2 separate regions of the Homo sapiens genome follow, and region 1 is linked to region 2. A link is an interaction called in ENCODE POLR2A ChIA-PET data of the cell type or tissue named here. Cell type or tissue: MCF 10A. All regions are shown on one strand. Links, peaks and the distances in the headings refer to the core of each region. The heading gives the core; the rest is flanking DNA.

Region 1 (5,379 bases), core at 281-5,280, 89 kb before region 2:
GAAGAAAATCATGCATTGCCTTGGGGAAGAAAGTTCTAGGATGAAGGAACAACAAATGCAATGGCCCTGGGTGAGAATAACAAGGCAGCCAGTGAGACAGCCACATTTAGTATGGTACCTTTTTTTTTTTTTCTTGAGACAGGGTCTCACTCTCTCATCCAGGCTGGAGTGCAGTGGCATGATCACAGCTCACTGCAATCTCGACATCCCAGGCTCAAGTGATCCTTCCACCTCAGCCTCCCAAGTAGCTGGAACTACAGGCTTGAGCCACCACACCTTGCATTTTTTTTTTTTTTTTTCGTAGAGACAAGGTCTCTCTTTGTTGCCCAGGCTGGTTGTGAACTCCTGGGGCTCAAATGTCCTCTTGCCTTAGCCTCCCAAAGTGCTGGGATTACAGATGTGAGCCACCACACCCAGTGATACCATTTTTAGAAACCTCAAAAACTAATTTAAACAATACTATAAACCAACCAGACCTAACAGACACCTAGAGAACACTCTACCCAACAACCGTAGAATACACATTCTTCTCCAGTACACATGGCACATTCTCACAATAGACAATATGCCTGAACATAAAATAAGCCTCGCCAGGCGCAGTGGCTCAAACCTGTAATCCTAGCACTTTGGGAGGCTGAGGCGGGCAGATCACAAGGTCAAGAGATCGAGACCATCCTGGCCAACATGGTGAAATCCTGTCTCTACTAAAAATACAAAAATTAGCTGGGGGTGGTGGCACATGCCTGTAGTCCCAGCTATTCAGGAGGCTGAGGCAGGAGAATCGCTTGAACCTGGGAGGCGGAAGTTGCAGTGAGCTTAGGTCGTGCCACTGCACTCCAGCCTGGTGACAGAGTGAGACTCCATCTCAAAAATAAAATAAAATAAAAATAAAATAAAATAAAATAAGCCTCAATAAATTTAAAAGGATTGAAATCACACAAAATATGTTCTCTGACCACAATGGAATAAAATTAGAAATCAGTTAACAGAAAAAATCTGGAAAATTAGCAAATTTATGAAAATTAAATAGGCCAGGTGTGGTGGCTCACACCTGTAATCCCAGCACTTTGGGAGGCTGAGGCGGGCGGATCACCTGGGGTTAGGAGTTCCAGACCAGCCTGGCCATCATGGTGAAACCCCATCTCTACTAAAAATACAAAAATTAGCTGGGTGTGGTGGCGGGTGCCTGTAGTCCCAGCTACTCGGGAGGCTGAGGCAGGAGAATTGCCTGAACCTGGGAGGCACAGGTTGCAGTGAGCCAAGATCGCACCACTGCACTCCAGCCTAGGTTACAGAGGGAGACTCTGTCTGGAAAAAAAAAAAAAAAAAAAAGGCCAGGCACAGTGGCTCATGCCTGTAATTCCAGCACTCTGGGAGGCTGAGGCGGGAGGACCACTTAAGGTCAGGAGTTCGAGACCAGCCTGGCCAACAGAGTGAAGCCCCATCTCTACTAAAAATACAAAAATTAGCCAGGCGTGGTAGGGTACGCCTGTAATCTCAACTACTTGGGAGGCTGAGGCAGGAGAATTGCTTGAACCCAGGGGGCAGAGGTTGCAGTGAGCCAAGATCACACCACTGCCCTCCAGCCTGGGGGACAGAGCAAGACTCCGTCTCAAAAAAAAAAAAAAAAAGAAAGAAAAGAAAAAGAAAATTAAATAACACACTTGTTAATAACCAATGGGTCAATGAAGAAATCATAGGAAAATCAGAAAATACTTTGAGATGAATGAAAACTAAGATACAACATACCAAAGCTTATGGGATACAGCTAAAGTAATGCTTAGAAAAAAATTTAAAGCTATAAATGCCTAAAATAAAAAAGAAGATCTCAAATCAATTACCTAAACTCCCACCTAAGAGGAAACTAAATCCAAAGCAAGCAGAAGGAAGGAAATAAAAAAGATTAGAGCAGAACTTAAGAGAATAGAAAAACAACAGAACCAAAAGTTGGTTCTTTGAAAAGATCAGCAAAAATCGACAAACTTTTAGCCTGAACAATTAAAAAAAAGTCTCAAGTTATCAAAATCAGGAATGGAAAGTGGGACATTACTACCAACCTTACAGAAATAAAAAGGATCATGAAGAAATATTAGTGAATAACTGTGTGCCAACAAATGAGACCACTTAGATGAAATGGACTAATTCCTAACAAGACAAAAACTACTGAAACTAGCCAGGTGTAGTGGTGTGCACCGGTAGTCTTAGCTTCTCAGGAGGCGGAGGTGGAAGGATTGCTGGAGCACACAGGAGTTCAAGGCGACATAGTGAGGCACCGCCCCAACTCCAATTAACAAAACAAAACAAAAGACTGAAACCATGACCAGGTAGGATGTATCCCAGAAATGCAAGGTTGATATAACATCTGAAAATCAGCCACCGTATCCCACCAGATCAATAAAATAAATGACAAAAACCATATGATTACTCATCTCTGCACGTTGTGAGGCTAAGACGGGTGGGTTGCTTGAGCTCAGGAGTCTAAGACCAGCCTGGGCAACATGGTAAAACGCTGTCTCTACAAAAATACAAAAATTAGCTGGGTACAGTGGTGCATGCCTGTAGTCCCAGCTACTTGGGAGGCTGAGGCAGGAGGATTGTTTGTGTTCAGGAGGTTGAGGCTGCAGTGAGCCGTGATTGTGCTACTGCAGTCCATTCTGGGCAACAGAGTGAGACTCTGTCTCAAAAAAAAAAAATTGATAGATTAATAGACAGAAAACTAATAAGCATATAGATGTGTTCAACAATATAAATAAACTGGACCTACTTGACATACATAGAATATTCTACTCAAGAATAGAGACTATACATTTTCTAAGTTGCACTAAACATTTACCAAGATGTTCTGAGTCATACTCTGGACCATAAAAACCAATCTTAATGCACCTAAAAGGATTTAAGTCATATAAAATATATTCTTGACAATCGAATTAAATTAGAATTCAATAACAGAAAGGTCCTCAAATATGAGGTCCTCAAAAAGTCCTCAAATATTTGCAAATAATTAAATAACAAGCTTCTAAGTAACCCCTACATCAAAAAAGAAACCAAAAAAGGAAATTGGAAAGTATTTTGAACTGAATAAAACTGAAAATGCAACATATCAAAATTTGTGAGATGCAGCTAAAGTACTAAATACCCTTATTTAAAAAGGTCTCAAATCAATGACCTTAGCTTCAACCTTAACTAAACATGAAGATCAAATTGAACTCAAAGTATCCAAAGATTAGAGTGCAAAATCAATGGAATAGAAAACAGAAAAACAATGGAGAAAGTCAATAAAACCAAAAGATGATTTTTTAAAAAGATCAATATTGATAAATCTCTACCCAGACTTATCAGGAATAAGACAGAGGACACATATAACCAATATCAGGAATGAGAGACATCACTATGGATTCTACAGACACTAAAACGCTAATAAGGAAGTATTTTTAACAACTTTATGCCACTATATTTGACAACCTAATTAAAATGGACAAATTCCTTCAAAGACACAAACTACCAAACTCACTCAAAAAGAAACAGTTAAACTGAGTAGTTCCTATCTGTAAAGTAAGTTGAATTTGTTAAAAACATTCCCACAAAGAAAACTCTAGGCCCAGGTGGCTTCACCGGTGAATCGTGCCAAACATCTAAAAGAGAAATAAAACCAATTCTATATAAACTCTTCCAGAAAATTGAAAAAAAAAGAGGGAATTATTTGCAAATCATTTCATGATGCTAGCATTACACTGATACCAATACCAAAACATTAACATGAAAAGCTAAAACACTGAAGATCAATATCTCTCATGAACATAGAGGTACACAAAAAAAAAAAAAAATTTTTTTTTTTTTTTTCAGATGGAGTCTCGCTCTGTCACCCAGGCTGGAGTGCAGTGGTGCTATCTCAGCTCACTGCAACCTCTGCCTCCTGGGTTCAAGCGTTTCTCCTGCCTCAGTATCCCAAGTAGCTGGAATTACAGGTGTGTGCCACTGCACCTGGCTAATTTTTGTATTTTTAGTACAGATGGGGTCTCACCATGTAGGCCAAGCTGGCCTCGAGCTCCTGACCTCAGGTGATCCACCTGCCTTGGCCTCCCAAAGTGCTGGGAATTACAGGTGTGAGTCACTGTGCCCGGCCTTTTTATTGAGACAGAGTCTCGCTCTGTCTCCCAGGATGGACTGCAGTGGCACGATCTCAGCTCACTGCAACCTCTGCCTCCCTGATTCAAGCGATTCTCCTGCCTCAGCCTCTCGAGTAGCTGGTACTACAGGTGTGTGCCACCATGCCCGGCTAGTTTTTGTATTTTTTTGTAGAGACGGGGGTTCCACCATGTTGGCCAGGCTGGTCTCGATCTCCTGACCTCGAGTGATCCACCTGCCTCAGCCTCCCAAAGTGCTGGGATTACAGGCATGAGCCACCGTGCTCGGCCGATGTAAAAATTATCAACAAAATGTTAGCAATGAAATCCAACAACATATAAGAAGGATCATATGTCACAACCAAGTGAGGTTATCACAGGATTGCAAGGTTGTTTAACATTCAAAAACGTAGGCCAGGCACAGTGGCTCATACCTGTAATCCCAGCACTTTGGGAGGCCAAGGCAGGTGGATCACCTAAGGTCGGGAGTTTGAGACCAGACTAACCAACATAGAGAAACCCCGTCTCTACTAAAAATACAAAATTAGCAAGGCGTGGTGGCACATGCCTGTAATCCCAGCTACTCGGGAGGCTGAGGCAGGAGAATCGCTTGAACCCAGGAGGCGGAGGTTGTGGTGAGCTGAGATTGCACCATTGCACTCCAGCCTGAGCAACAAGAGCGAAACTCCATCTCAAAAAAAAAAAGTAATTCATCATATTAACAGATTAAAAAAAAAACTCACTTGATTATCTCAATAGATACAGAGAAAAGGGCTGGGTAGGGTAACTTATGCCTGTAATCCCAGCACTTTGGGAGGCTGAGGCAGAGGGGTTGCCTGAGCCCAGGAGTTCAAGACCAGCCTGGACAAAATGGTGAGATCCCCATCTCTATAGGGGAAAAAAAAAAAAAAGAACTAGCCAGGGGTGACTGTGTTTGCCTGTAGTCCCAGCTACTTGGGGAGGCATAGGCAAGAGGATCTCTTGAGCCCAGGAGTTTGAGGATGCAGTGAGCTGTGATTGTGCCACGCACTCCAGCCTGGGCAAGAGAGTGAGACCATGTCTCTTTAAAAACAAAAACAAAAACAAAAAACCTGTTCCTGCTAAAATCTCCTGGCAAACTAGGAAATAGAAGGGAACTTCCTCAACCTGATGATGGGCTTCTCAAGAAATGTATAGCTAACATCATACTCAATGTATAAAAAGCTGAATGCTTTTCTCTAAGCTCAGGTGTAAGGCAAGGGGTTGTAAGTAATTT
Region 2 (5,379 bases), core at 177-5,176:
AGGGAAGGAGTATTTCTGAGATGTGCTTAAATTATACTCTGTGGAAGGCCTTTACTGCTCACTGGGCAAATGTGTATAGTTTAATAACTTTATCAGCTCTTAAAAGGCACCAGAACAGTTGGGTGAATCAAAAACTGATGATACAACCTAATTTAAAGACATGTTAAAGTAGATCTGGTGGGGAATGTTTTAAATTCTATTATCTATTTAGTTCACGTAGTGATCAAGCCTCTGCTAGGCCTATAAGAGGTGAGGTTAATGAATTACAGTATTGGTAATAGTGAATACTATAATTAAGGCTATGTGTGCAAGCTACCATTACCCTGTTTTCAATTCATCATTTTCTATGATATTTTCCCTTGAGGCTGAGTTAATTTCCATCATTTGATATGGCCATGGAAGGTTTTTTCTCCCTATCTTCACCTTTTTAAGCCTTACCTGAAAATTTGATGGATTTCATCACAACAGTATCTGATTTCCTTTGTTCTTTATCTGATATGCATATATTGTTGCTAAAATGGAACCTCTGTTAAATGTAAGTTAACATCAAGTTGTCTCCCTAATCCAAAATATCAAAATCAGTATAATATATTCTTTTTGACTAATTTTGGTCACCAAAATATGATTTATGGTGCTAGTCATCTTTTTTTTCCCCAAACAGCTATTAACTCAAGCTAAAATATGAAATACAGAGATGAAATGCTTAATGATTTTTAAAAATTATATATAGGAAACTACTGTGTGCTGAGTACTGTATATTATATATAAGGAATTGAAACTCCTATTTGAAGGAGCTCACATCCTAAAACGGAATCATTTCAGAAAAAACAATGCCAGACAAAACATGACAAACGTGACTTCTTTCCCTCCCCAACAAGTGCAGATTGTTAATCCCTAGTGTGCAGGGATAGGGAGGGAGAGGAAATGTCCACACAGACGAGGAGAAGGCCTGTAAATGCAAATTTCACACTGTTGATGGTTTGTCCTGTTGGTTGACCAGCATTCCCAAGATAACCAGGTGAGGATCTTATATGGATTTCCAGTGTAAATCATCATAGTGTCTGAATTATTTAAAAACAACTCCATGTTGGCCAGGCACAGTAGCTCACACCTGTAATCCCAGCACTTTGGGAGGCCAAGGCGGGCGGATCACAAGGTCAGGAGATCAAGACCATCCTGGCTAACACGGTGAAACCCCATCTCTACTAAAAATACAAAAAATTAGCCGGGCGTGGCGGCGTGCACCTGTAGTCCCAGCTACTCGGGAGGCTGAGGCAGGAGGATGGCGTGAACCTGGGAGGTGGAGCTTGCAGTGAGCCGAGATTGTGCCACTGCACTCCAGCCTGGGCGACAGAGCAAGACTATGTCTCAAAAAAACAAAACAAAACAAAAACAACTCCATGTCAAAGGCAGTGTGAATGTAAATGGAGCTTACAAAATAGACCAGGTTTTACATGCTATAAAAGAGATCCATTGAATGCTGCTACTCTTAGAGTAGCAAAGCTGAATATATGAAATTCAGATTGAAAGAGTATTTTCTTTTAAACAGGTTGAGGGAATTTCTGTGACTATGACAGTCATGTTGCTGTGTTTCTGTTTGGTTCTTCTTCTAGGATATGATTTAAAAGTATAGAAATGAGCCAGGCATAGTACAGCTCATGCCTGTAATCCTAGCACTTTGGGAGGCCGAGGCGGGCGGATCACGAGGTCAGGAGATCGAGACCATCCTGGCTAACACGGTGAAACCCCGTCTCTACTAAAAATACAAAAAATTAGCTGGGCGTGGTGGCAAGCGCCTGTAGTCTCAGCTACTCGGGAGGCTGAGGCAGGAGAATGGCGTGAACCCGGGAGGCAGAGCTTGCAGTGAGCCAAGAGAGCCAAGATTGTGCCACTGCACTCCAGCCTGGGCAACAGAGCGAGACTCCGTCTTTAAAAAAAAAAAAAAAAAAAAAAAGGCTGGGCTTGGTGGCATGTGTCTGTAATCCTAGCTACCCAGGAGGCTGAGGCAGGAGAATCACTTGAACCTGGGAGGCGGAGATTGCAGTGAGCCAAGATTGCGCCACTGCACTCCAGCTTGGGTGACAGAGCGAGACTCCGTCTCAAAAAATAAATAAATAAATGTGTAGAAATGAATGTTTTCATTACAATGGCTGATCTAAAATAAAGACAGAGCCAACAGGAAACTTCTTGCCCTAAAAACTGGCTTGACATGAGTTTCTCATCACCTTTTTATAAGAAAAGGATTTGGAATTTAATCATTTGAAGGAAAATGAAAGACTATCCAAATTATTTTTCATTCATGTGTGTATTTATTTTTAAAGGGTAACTTTAGGAGTGAAACATGAGCTACCCATGCTAGTTCCTTGCAGTCATGCAGGTATCAAGGCTCCTGGCCAAATCCTGCCTGTGAAGCAACAGCAGCACCTCAGGGCTGTGTCTGTTCTTTTTCTCTATTGTAGGGAGTAAGTTGAAGTCAATACTTACTGGTTAGTAGGAAGATAAAAGAAAAAAGAAAAGGAGTTTTATTTTTTAACTCTAAAATACCCTGAAGTAGTCTCTGTAGCAGAGACAGAGGCAAGCCTAGGTGGCCTGCTTGATTCGTACGTCTCTATGCTACTCCTCAAGGAAATCCTGAATGTTAACTCCTCTTGTGTATTTAAAGAATAGTTTAATTAAAACTCTCTCCCCTCTTTATAAGAGAATAGCCCTTTTGTTTATCGGGAATCACTTTTTTTTTAATTGTAGTAAAATACACATAATGTAAAACTTACGACTTTAAAATGTACAATTCTGTGGCATTTAGTACATTTACAGTGTTGCGAAACTATGAAGACTATCTAGATCCAGAAATTTCATCACCCCAAAAGGAAAACTCCATATCCATTAAGTGGTGATGGAATAATTTTTATTTCCAGTGTTTTAGAGTGAATATTAAGGTATATCATCCTCTACTACTTGAAAGTAATCTATGGTTAGCAAGTCAAGTACTAGGATCTGGGTTTTATTAAATTAATAAATATAAGTTTGGGCTCATACCTACCTATGGGTCTCTTCTCTCTCTCTCTCTCTCTCTGTGTGTGTGTGTGTGTGTGTGTGTGTGTGTCCCTTTCTCTTGTCTGTATCTGGGTACATTAATATATAGGAAAGTCCTTCCTTTTTTTTGTTTTTGTGAGGGAATCTTGCTCTGTTGCCAGGCTGGAGTGCAGTGGCACGATCTGGGCTCACTGCAACCTCCGCCTCCTGGGTTCAAGCAATTCTCCTGCCTCAGCCTTCCGAGTAGCTGGGACTACAGGCACGTGCCACCATGCCCGGCTCATTTTTTGTATTTTTAGTAGAGACAGGGTTTCACCGTGTTGGCCAGGATGGTCTTGACCTCCAGACCTCGTGATCCGCCCATGTCAGCCTCCCAAAGTACTGGGATTACAGGCATGAGCCACCGCGCCAGGCCCCATTCTTCTTTATACAGTCATTCACAAGCAGAAGTTAACATTTTGAAGGTAAAAGAAGGAAAGGGGAGTGTTCTGTTATTTCATTCTTCAGTTATGCTGAAGGCTTTTTTTGGGATATTGTCAGTATATACATTTATCCTCTTTGGATTCTTATTAGATTCTAATTATAACAAAGGTCTTGGTAAATAGCTTGCTTTCTTTAATTTAGCATCTTTACGTCTAACGTTAATTGAAGTAGATATTCAACTTGTAGGTTGACTTGAACCCATAAATAGATGCCGAAATCCAAAAGGGTCCATGTTGTGGACTTTCAGATTAATAAGGAAAACACTTTTCTTTAACGTGCAGTAGGCTTGTCCTAGGATTAAAGCCACTTTTTGTAAAATGGGCAATTTTACAGTAGCCTAAATAAATCAAAACTTTAACAATAGCTCCCAAGGTCATTGAGATATATTAATATTACAGGGGTCACTGTAAAAGCTGATGTCTATTCAGGAACCCTTTTCTCCAGTTCCTTAGAGGAGCTCTTCACTTCCAAATAGATACCAAAAAGCCTACAAGGCCTTCTAGCACTGTGACGACCAATTGGATAACAACCAAGGGAATTGCAGGATGAATGACATCCTGCTATCTCTGGTTCACCTTGCTAAAGATGCCCTCAGTGTAGTCTGTGGCAGATTTCTTCCCCACTGCTGGTGAACTCCAGTTACAAGAGCAGATCCATGGAATTGTAAAAGAGAAAAGTTGATGGACCCCCAAGAAATGTTGATCTGGTGATAGTGAGGTCCAAGAAAGAGATCATTAGATTGTCATGAGAAGCCAGCATCACTAATTCAGGCTATCTTCCTTTCAGAATTCAAGAAATTCTATTCTGGCCTCTTCTGGATTTGGAGCACCTCTCCCTAGTTCATCGCAACCTTTGACTTTTGGAAGTGGAAGGAGCCAGTCCAATGGTGTTCTAGCCACAGAGAACAAACCTTTGGGCTTCTCTTTTGGCTGTAGCTCTGCACAAGAGGCACAGAAAGACACTGATCTCTCCAAAAACTTGTTTTTTCAATGCATGTCCCAAACTTTACCTACCAGTAACTACTTCACTACTGTTTCAGAGAGTTTGGCTGATGATTCTTCTAGTCGGGACTCATTCAAACAAAGCCTTGAGAGCCTGAGCTCAGGCCTGTGTAAAGGCAGATCCGTTCTTGGAACAGACACTAAGCCAGGCTCTAAGGCTGGCAGCTCTGTGGACCGGAAAGTGCCTGCAGAGTCCATGCCCACCCTCACTCCAGCCTTCCCACGGAGCCTCCTAAATGCCCGTACCCCAGAGAATCATGAAAATCTATTTTTACAGCCCCCCAAATTGTCCCGAGAAGAGCCTTCTAATCCTTTCCTGGCATTTGTGGAGAAAGTTGAACACAGCCCTTTCAGTAGTTTTGCATCTCAGGCATCAGGTAGCTCCTCTTCTGCTACCACTGTCACCTCCAAGGTGGCACCCAGCTGGCCCGAGTCTCACTCCTCTGCAGATTCGGCATCTTTAGCAAAGAAGAAACCCCTCTTCATTACAACTGACTCCTCCAAGCTAGTATCTGGTGTTCTGGGCTCAGCTCTTACCAGTGGGGGCCCAAGCCTCTCTGCCATGGGGAATGGCCGCTCCAGCTCGCCCACCAGCAGCCTCACTCAGCCCATTGAGATGCCAACTCTCTCCTCTAGCCCCACAGAGGAGAGGCCAACTGTGGGGCCTGGGCAGCAGGACAATCCCCTCCTCAAAACCTTTAGTAACGTCTTTGGCAGGCACTCAGGCGGCTTTCTGTCCTCCCCGGCAGATTTTTCACAGGAGAACAAAGCTCCTTTTGAAGCTGTGAAAAGGTTCTCACTGGATGAACGAAGCTTGGCTTGCAGACAAGACTCGGACTCCAGCACCAACAGTGACCTGTCA

The links. ChIA-PET counts read pairs that join two places held together with the same protein. Peaks named below come from ENCODE experiments on the same cell type or tissue, not always from the same donor. Only the 100,000 strongest peaks of a DNase experiment are listed, where the experiment ranks them.
Region 1: POLR2A ChIA-PET joins it to region 2 with 6 read pairs; 6 of 35 experiments call an interaction of 5 or more read pairs at or near these places.

What each region holds. Positions count from the first base shown.
Region 1 is chr5:138,297,882-138,303,260 of GRCh38, forward strand. The region is part of intron 7 of CDC25C (cell division cycle 25C); the gene reads right to left. Among named protein-coding and RNA genes, the nearest start is that of GFRA3, 26 kb to the left of the region's middle. In MCF 10A, for the core only: no CTCF peak of the experiment used is centred there; no DNase peak of the experiment used is centred there.
Region 2 is chr5:138,386,711-138,392,089 of GRCh38, forward strand. It overlaps KDM3B (lysine demethylase 3B), which reads left to right. Exons shown (of 24, transcript NM_016604.4): 8 at 4,303-5,379. Among named protein-coding and RNA genes, the nearest start is that of KDM3B, 37 kb to the left of the region's middle. In MCF 10A, for the core only: no CTCF peak of the experiment used is centred there; a DNase peak (open chromatin) is centred at 2,391.